2 separate regions of the Homo sapiens genome follow, and region 2 is linked to region 1. Evidence: chromatin contacts called from ENCODE Hi-C or POLR2A ChIA-PET data. All regions are on one chromosome and are shown on one strand. Each heading gives the region's core, a stretch centred on a gene start or an enhancer-like site at or near the end of the contact. The rest is flanking DNA. Distances are from core to core; before and after follow the strand shown.

Region 1 (3,923 bases), core at 1-2,500:
ACTTAGGTCATGTAAACAGCCTGGGATTTATCATGTCGGAAGCCGGGGATTTATCATGTCGGAAACTTGTCACCCACATGCCAGAATTTGGGATTCTGGCACACACCACTTCTTGTGGTTACTGTAATCTTCCCCACCAGCCTAGCAATTCACTATCAGCAATAACAAGGCTACATGAACCGAAGAGCATCACGACGATGTTACTCATATGGCCGTTTTGGAACCAAACAGCTTTAGTGGTAAGAACCTAAACAGTACAGTCAGCGATAACAGAACAAGGGTTTTCTCAGAAACACTTCTGCTAGCAAACCCAGCTGGGGGAACGCCGCGGTAGAGCTCCGGATCAACGAATCAAAATTATATAACGCAGGAAAAAAGAAAAGGAGGAGCCGGCGACTACCGGGGGAGGAGTCCCGGCCCGGGCGGAGTCGGCCGGGCGGCGTTCCCGCTGGGGCGGCGCTTCCCCCTTTGTCTCGCATTTCTCTCTGCGCCACATTTTCTCGACGCTGCCATTTTGAGCTCCTCCGCCGGGCGGGGTAACAAAGGCGCCGCCGCCATGTCCGAGGCCGGCATTTTGTACTCGCGACTCAGCCACATGGCTGATGCCGGCCGCCCTCCTACCCCAACAGCACCAGGGCTTTGGAAGTGGTCCCCTCGCTCCCACAGAATGCCCGGCCACCCCAAAAACACCTCCCGAAACGCCGCACCTAACAGATGTTCCTTCGTCTGCCTCGAAGCGTCCCGCTTTCATCCGCACAATACGCTCCCTCTCAACTCCCTCAACAGCTACCAAATGGCAGCCGCCCCGACAGCTCCCCAATCCCCACACAAAAAGCAAGCTTGAAGACACTACACCGTCAAATCTCTTCCAATCACTGTGACGTGAATATCAAAATGGCGCAAGCCTTCGGGAAAGGAAGTCCCAAGATAGCCCGGAAAGGCCAAGTCCAAGCCGCAAAGCCCCCGCCGGCCGCCACCCTGACCCGCCCTCCCATCCCCCCACCCGCCAGGCCTGACAGCTCGGCTCCCAAACTCACCCTCGGTCCCGGCCGCGGTCTCGGTCACTCGAATAACCCGACATGGCGTCAATGGTTGCGGTTGGCGGGGAACGAAGTATATAGAAAAGCGTGCGACAAGTCGCTGGAAATGGCCTCGATGACGGCGAAGCCTTGCGGGGGCGGCAGCGGAGGAAGGACACCGATGACACCAGCCGAAGCTGCACTACTAGAGACCGGTAGAAATGAATGAGGTGCCGGCCGCTTTCCGGCAGCCGCTTTTATAGTCTGGACCGCCTCCTACGCCGCAGGGAACGCTGGGAGCCGCTCTATGACCTAATCGCCCCGCCCCTCGCGCATAGGCCGCAACGCCCGCTGGCGTTCCAGGATCGCCGCGCTTTCACCCCTCCCCGCGCCACTCTCTCAGGTCAGGGCCCACCCACCATTGGAATGCCTCATTCTGCACTCTCTTGACCTCACCTTCTTCTGGTCTTTCCACACCTCAAGCAAGCCACCCCGCCCTTTCCCAAGCCCAGCCCCGCCCACCCTCGCCACTCGGAGATGTTTACGTCTCCAAAGAGCCCTCACGTCTGTAACCAAAAGAGGGGGAAGGCGGGGCCTGGCGTTGTCACGTGGCTGTACCACCCCGGACCACCGAGAGAGCGGTCCGCACTACTTTCCCGTTGACGTCGGCGGAGGGATACAAAACGAAATAGCTCACCGGAAGTGCGCTGCTCGCACCCCGGGACCCGCCCGGGCTGCCGGCTGATGTGGACCGTCCGACCCGCGTGTCTGATAATCCTTTGACGGGTTTTGGTCGGCGGAGAATGGTCTCTAAACTTCCCAAACCGCCCCCGTTTCACGTCCTGTGAAAGGAAGTGCTCCTCTGATGACCAATCAGCGGCGAGAAGCTCTTTTAACGTCCGTCCTTCTTTCACGCCTCCTTCCCCGCGCTTTGGTTCGTGCGTCCGCGCCCCAGTGTCGGGTCTGCGTGGATCGGTCCTTCCAGGACACCGTCGCCTTCCCGGCCGCGTCGGAGTCCGGCGGCGACCTGCCTCTGAAACATGGCAGGCTCGGATGCTGGTGAGTGTCTCCCTGGGGTCCCAGTATGTGTGGACTGAAACCGTCCACCTCCAGGGAGGCCTCGGGCTAGCCCGGACTGGGTCTGGGCTGTCGGCGGGGCTCGTGACCTTCAGACGCCGCGTCGCGCTGGCGGGTTCCCTGGATAGGGTCTCTCAGCTTCACCACCTCTTCGCTTCGAGGCCGTGGAACAGCAGTATGCTGTGGGAGAGAGAGAGGCACTGGGGCGAGGCCGGTAGGACACTTGGGTCCTGGCTGTAAAAAGAGCGGTCAGAAGGGTCGTCCCCGGACTTGTCTTTCTGTGGGGCGTCTAGCCGCTGTCCGTGTGCCCTCCGCCCTTGCACTATGGGCCCTGAGGTCGTACCTGCTTTTGTATTGGTCTTTAAAGGAACAGCATTCTTAAGATTTATTATGCCCCTGCAGAATAGTAGAATATGCCCCTGTAGAATAGTTGTGCTTTTTTCTCTTCAGTGCCCTCTAGAGTCATGGGCTTTGTCTAGCACCGCTTTTGAAGAGCGAATTAATTTGGTTGTCTAGGACGCTTTCATCCTTTTCACAAGGACTGCGTACAAACCAGTTGTCATGGTTTGGCCAGCTGTGAGAAATGGGCGTGGGGAGGGGGATTATGTGCATGGAAAATACACTCTCATTCGTTTCCAGAACGTTACGTGTCCAGAACATAGTGGAGATGTTTGTTTCTAATACCGATTGAAAGTGCTTTCCTACCAATTCCCAGGCATTTCAAGGAACAAGTATTTTAAGCTAAGTTACTTTTGGTACAGAAACCGTTAAACTTTGCAAATCCCAGCAATATCTAGGGGAGAGGAGAATGTGGTACGCAGGAAACGTCAACAGTATTGATAATTCTGAGCTTCATGTACTTCCCATATTTTCTTTCATATAGATCGATATAATAAAAAAGAAAAACTAACAAATGCATTACCGTTGATGTTGTTATTATACCAGTTCTTAACAGCCTAAGTTTAATCACCACTTTTTCCGGCACCAGAGAAACCCTGACTTGCACAAGATAATTGGGTAAACACAAGACCAATACTATTGCAAGTGCGAAGCAGCCTCCATTAATGAGTTTCTGGTAACCTCGGATTATCATTAAACTGTTGTTTATGACATAATATTCCTGTTTACTTGTAAATATGTTTTAACTAAAAACACCCATGTAAGGCTTATATAAGTAACTTAAGATTTTAGGCTGCAACAGTATCAATTGAATTTGCAGTATAGTTTTGACTATGTAGAAATTACAGCACTCTGGAAATCATCCCAAGAAATTAAATACATCTTTTTAAAAACCATGCCTAAAGGGTCTTTGAAATTCTCTAACAATCAAATTCCTTATCTTCTGCAAAGTTCAGTGTCTGTTTTTGTTGGGGGGGAGGTTGTTGGATTTTTTAAATGTCTGTGTGATTTTTTTCTGGTGGTTTTTAAGACTGATCTTTCCCCCTTTTTCCCAACAGAGTGGGTAACCATTGCCAATAACCTTCTTTTTAAGTGTCATATACATCTGAGAATACATGAACTTCAAGACTGTGATGCTAATGTTTTTATTGCTCTTTATCAGTCTATTTTGGGAGAAAAGGTACCAGGTAAGAATACTAAAAGCAGGAGTAATTTTGCCTATATCTTAGGCCAAAAGTTTTTAGTCCTTTAGTTAGATTCTTTGATATTTATAAAATTTCATTTTCTCTTTGCTTGTTTCTTTTTTTAATATTGCATATTAAATTCTATATTAATATACAATATTAAAATAAATATTGTATATTAAATTGTATTTAATATCACATATTGTATAATTATAATATTGTATTCCTTAAGGAATACCCTGTG
Region 2 (3,923 bases), core at 446-2,945, 2.9 Mb after region 1:
GCTCGAAAGTTCAGGTTTTTGGCCAGCCGCGGTGGCTCACGCCTGTAATCCCAGCACTTTGGCAGGCAGAGGTGGGTGGATCACTTTAGGTCAGGAGGTCGCGTGCGACCAGCCTGGCCAACGTAGTGAAACCCCGTCTCTACTAAAAGTACAAAAATTAGCCGGGCGTGGTGGCACCTGTAGTCCTAGCTACTCGGGAGGCGGAGGCAGGAGAATCGTTTGAACCCGGGAGGCGGGGGTTGCAGTCAGCCAAGATTGCGCCACTGCACTCCATCCTGGGTGAAAAAAGTGAAACTCCGTCTCAAAAAAAAAAAAAAAAAAAGTTCAGGTTTTCACTACAATAGGCTTCTAGGCAGGACAGCATGGTGTGTGAGGGCACCAGCTCCAGAATCTAGAATCGGTCTGCCTGGGTTTGCTTCTTGGCTTCACCACTTTACTAGCTGTATGATCTTGGGGCATGTGATTCAACTTTTTCTAGCCCAAGTTTTCTTACCTGTAAAATAAGGATAATAGTAATAGCCATCGCATAGGGCTGAGGTGAGGATCAAATGGCTTAGTGCATGTAAGCACGGTGCCTGACACTGCAGAAACTACTCAACAAATATCAGTTATTGTTATCTGTCTGGCATTGGAGGCGGCTGAGTTTTCCCACCCTTATGTAACTGATGTTTGTTGATGCTAGCTGCTAGAAAGCTCTTAATGAATTTGTGGCTCCCCCTCAGCAAGCATACTGAACCTAAGATATACATACGTACCAACTTTATCACCTTTCTCCATCCTTGTTTCTTGGAAAGCCCGTTAAACTCTTATAGTGCCTACTTGTCTTTACTTCTGTAGTTCCGTCTTCAGTAATGACTCCACCCCACCTCAATCTTACTAATTCCTCAAGACCCAATACAAACGTCAGCCTTCCTGTAAAACCTTCCCTTATGGCACCATTAAGAATGCATAGCTTCCTTCTCGGTGTTCCAGTAACACTTTCCCCTTGTATGGCCCTCACCACCATGCATGACTTGACTAATTCATCACGTACATCAACTCCTAAAGGACAGGGTCCTGTGTTAGTCATCTTCGTACTATCACTTTCCTGCCCCTTCTCCTGGCCAAAGACCAGGCACATAGCCATGATCCACAAACGATGTAACGACATAAATTGATTGAGCAACAGCAACAGAACGAAACTCTCTGATCTAGCCTTAATACTGAAGCGGCCTTAACCCCTGGGAAACTACTAAGGTAAATATCACTTAAACAGCATCCAAGAAACGGCAAAAAGTTAAACGGAGCCCTAAGTCCCACGGAGGGAAGTGACCATCTGTTTTGGGGAGGGTCTGGGAAGCTATAGGCGCTGGCGTACTCCGCAGCCCTGGCCGGGCCGACCTGGGGTCTCCCACTCGTGCAGGCCCAACTAGGGCTGGACAGGCATTGGGGGGTGCACGCTCCAGCCCGCAGGCCCCCTGAGGCCTAAGCAGGCTCCGCGCCGTGACTCAGCCCCTGGCGCCCGCCAACAGCCAGCCGGCCTCTCCTCACCTTGGCTAGCTTCGCACACTCGGGTAGGCGCTGATCCACCGTGGCGCTGTAGTCCACCTCCATCTTGACGATGCGCCCGTCAGCCCGCTCCGAGCCGCCGTCCGCCATGGTCCCCGCCTGAGCGTCCCTTGCTGTCCCCCTGCTTCGGCCACCACTCGTCACCCACACCGGAAGTTGCCCGCGCACCCGCTCAGGCAGCCCATCGGGAGCCCACGCAAAGGACCCCTCGAGGTCCCCGGCGCTGGTTGCCACTCAGGCACTGCCGCGGACAGCCTGGGGGTGGGGCTTGAGGCGCGCGGGGCGGGACTCGCCACTCCAGCCTGCAGCGTCAGGTTTTGTCTCTGGGAACATCAGACTTTTTACCTAAAATTTGCGATGAGAAAAGCGAGTGTAATAGAACAGACCATCTCATATATCCCTACACCCCTGCTTCGAAATATGATTTCTCAGGACCGTGGCCAGTCGCTTTTCTTGGATCTCGGTTTTCTCATCTCTACATCAGGAGGCTAAAATAAACCTTAAAATAGAAAATTCTAAGGTTTTATCTACTTGAGAATCTTGGTGGCTTACTCTGTGGGATCTCTGAAAGCTCCTAAGAGAAGATATGGCAGCAGCTCAGTCATTTAATAAGCAAAGTGGTTTTTCTCTTTGTTTTCATTTTCACTGTAATCCACTAAGTTGGTAAAAAGAAAAGTTAAAAAGACATATTTGTTATCCCTATAGGATTTTCGTGAGCATCAAACTAGATGACATGTGAGACAATTTCAATTCTTAAGGGCCTTACACGTTTTATGTGTTATCATTCATACCATGCTGGTCCCTAGAAAATAGCTTGAGATCTTAAAAAAGCTTAGGATCCTTGAAAATGGGAATGAGGCCGGGCGCGGTGGCTCACGCCTGTAATCCCAGCCCTTTGGGAGGCTGAGGCGGGCGGATCATGAGGTCAGGAGATCGAGACCATCGTGGCTAACACGGTGAAACCCCGTCTCTACTAAAAATACAAAAAATTAGCCGGGCGTGGTGGCGGGCACCTGTAGTCCCAACTACTCGGGAGGCTGAGGCAGGAGAATGGCGTGAACCCAGGAGGCGAAGCTTGCAGTGAGCCGGCGAGATTGCGCCACTGCACTCCAGCCTGGGCGACAGAGCAAGACTCCGTCTCAAAAAAAAAAAAAAAAAAGAAAAAGAAAAGTAAAGAAAATGGGAATGAGGTTGTGTTTGGTGTGGGCATATGGTCAACAGCAGCCTGGAAAGCAAACAGGAAAACGGGAAATCTTGGAGTGGTTTATCTATTATGTTAGTGGTTCTCAATTTAATTAGTGCCGACATCGCTTTATAGATGCTGAATAGATCTCTTTGTTTGTTTTAACTGCAATGAAAATCAGGGAAAATATAAACCATCTACAAGCAAAATAAGACAATATCTCAGCTATAATCTGTAATGTAGAGGAGAAACAAATTTTACCTTTTTTTTATTTTTGTAGAGATAGCAGCTATACTACGTAGCCCAGGCTGGTCTCAAACACCTGGCCTCAAGCAGTCCTCTCACCTTGGCCTCCTAAAGTGCTGAGATTACAGGTGTGAGCCACTGTGCCCAACCAAGAAACAAATTTTAAAATAGCAAAATAATATATATTTCAAGAGATAAGGGCTAAAACATGTCTACAGTGGAAAATACAAGGAAGTAGTTATTTACACCCATACACAATAACTATAAATGTAAAAGCTGCAACTGCAACAGGTGTGTTCTCTTGGTTCCTGAAGCATGGTAAGGGCCTATTGTTGGTGACATTTTCCAAAATGGTGAGCAACAAGCCACTTCTTGGTAAAGCTCTTATTGTTTTTTTTTTATTTTATAGTCCATCAGATGGGTCTTATGGCTCATGCCTATAATCCCAGCACTTCGGGATGCTGAGGTGGGTGGATCACTTGAGGCCAGTAGTTCAAGACCAGCCTGACCAACATGGCGAAACCCCGTCTGTACTAAAAATGCAAAAATTAGCCAGTCGTCATGGCACGCACCTGTAATCCCAGCTTCTCGGGAGGCTGAGGCAGGAGAATTGCTTGAACCCGGGAGGTGGAGGTTGCAGTAAGCCAAGATTGCGCCACTGCACTCCAACCTGGGTGACAGACGAGACCCTGTCTCAAAATAAATAAATAAATAAACAAAGAAACTTTATAATCCATGACACGCTGAAATAAAGTTCTGACTATATCAACATATAATCTTCCATTGTTTTTCTCATGGAAGAATTCTTAGAAATTTTAGTTGATGTTAAAAGTGAAAGAAAAGTAGCTTGTCGTAAGTAAAATTGACTTAGAGTCTAGGCCTCAGACACAGAAGAAAGTGTCTGGTAGGACATTCAAAAGTCTGATGGAATGTGGGACAATATTTT

The links. Hi-C counts contacts between places; a loop is a spot of excess contacts on that map. ChIA-PET counts read pairs that join two places held with the same protein, here RNA polymerase II (POLR2A). Pooled maps may share reads with other maps.
Region 2: a loop to region 1 is called in a pooled map, with 14 times the contacts of the local background. The contact joins the promoter of PSMD12 here to the promoter of DDX5 in region 1. A Hi-C loop is called at or near these places in 1 of 37 single-sample maps with no recorded cell type and 10 of 50 pooled maps. POLR2A ChIA-PET finds 5 or more read pairs at or near these places in 1 of 52 experiments (activated CD4-positive, alpha-beta T cell).

The regions. Positions count from the first base shown.
Region 1 is chr17:64,505,039-64,508,961 of GRCh38, forward strand. It overlaps DDX5 (DEAD-box helicase 5), which reads right to left and starts at 1,251. Exons shown (of 13, transcript NM_004396.5): 1 at 1,038-1,251. The coding sequence starts at 1,081. CEP95 (centrosomal protein 95) reads left to right here and starts at 1,939. Exons shown (of 20, transcript NM_138363.3): 1 at 1,939-2,078; 2 at 3,554-3,682. The coding sequence starts at 2,060. RefSeq lists a silencer at 342-411 and enhancers at 502-711, 772-901, 1,602-1,841, 2,042-2,131, 2,113-2,729 and 1 more.
Region 2 is chr17:67,364,882-67,368,804 of GRCh38, forward strand. PSMD12 (proteasome 26S subunit, non-ATPase 12) reads right to left here and starts at 1,696. Exons shown (of 11, transcript NM_002816.5): 1 at 1,531-1,696. The coding sequence starts at 1,638. RefSeq lists enhancers at 1,512-1,571, 1,592-1,901.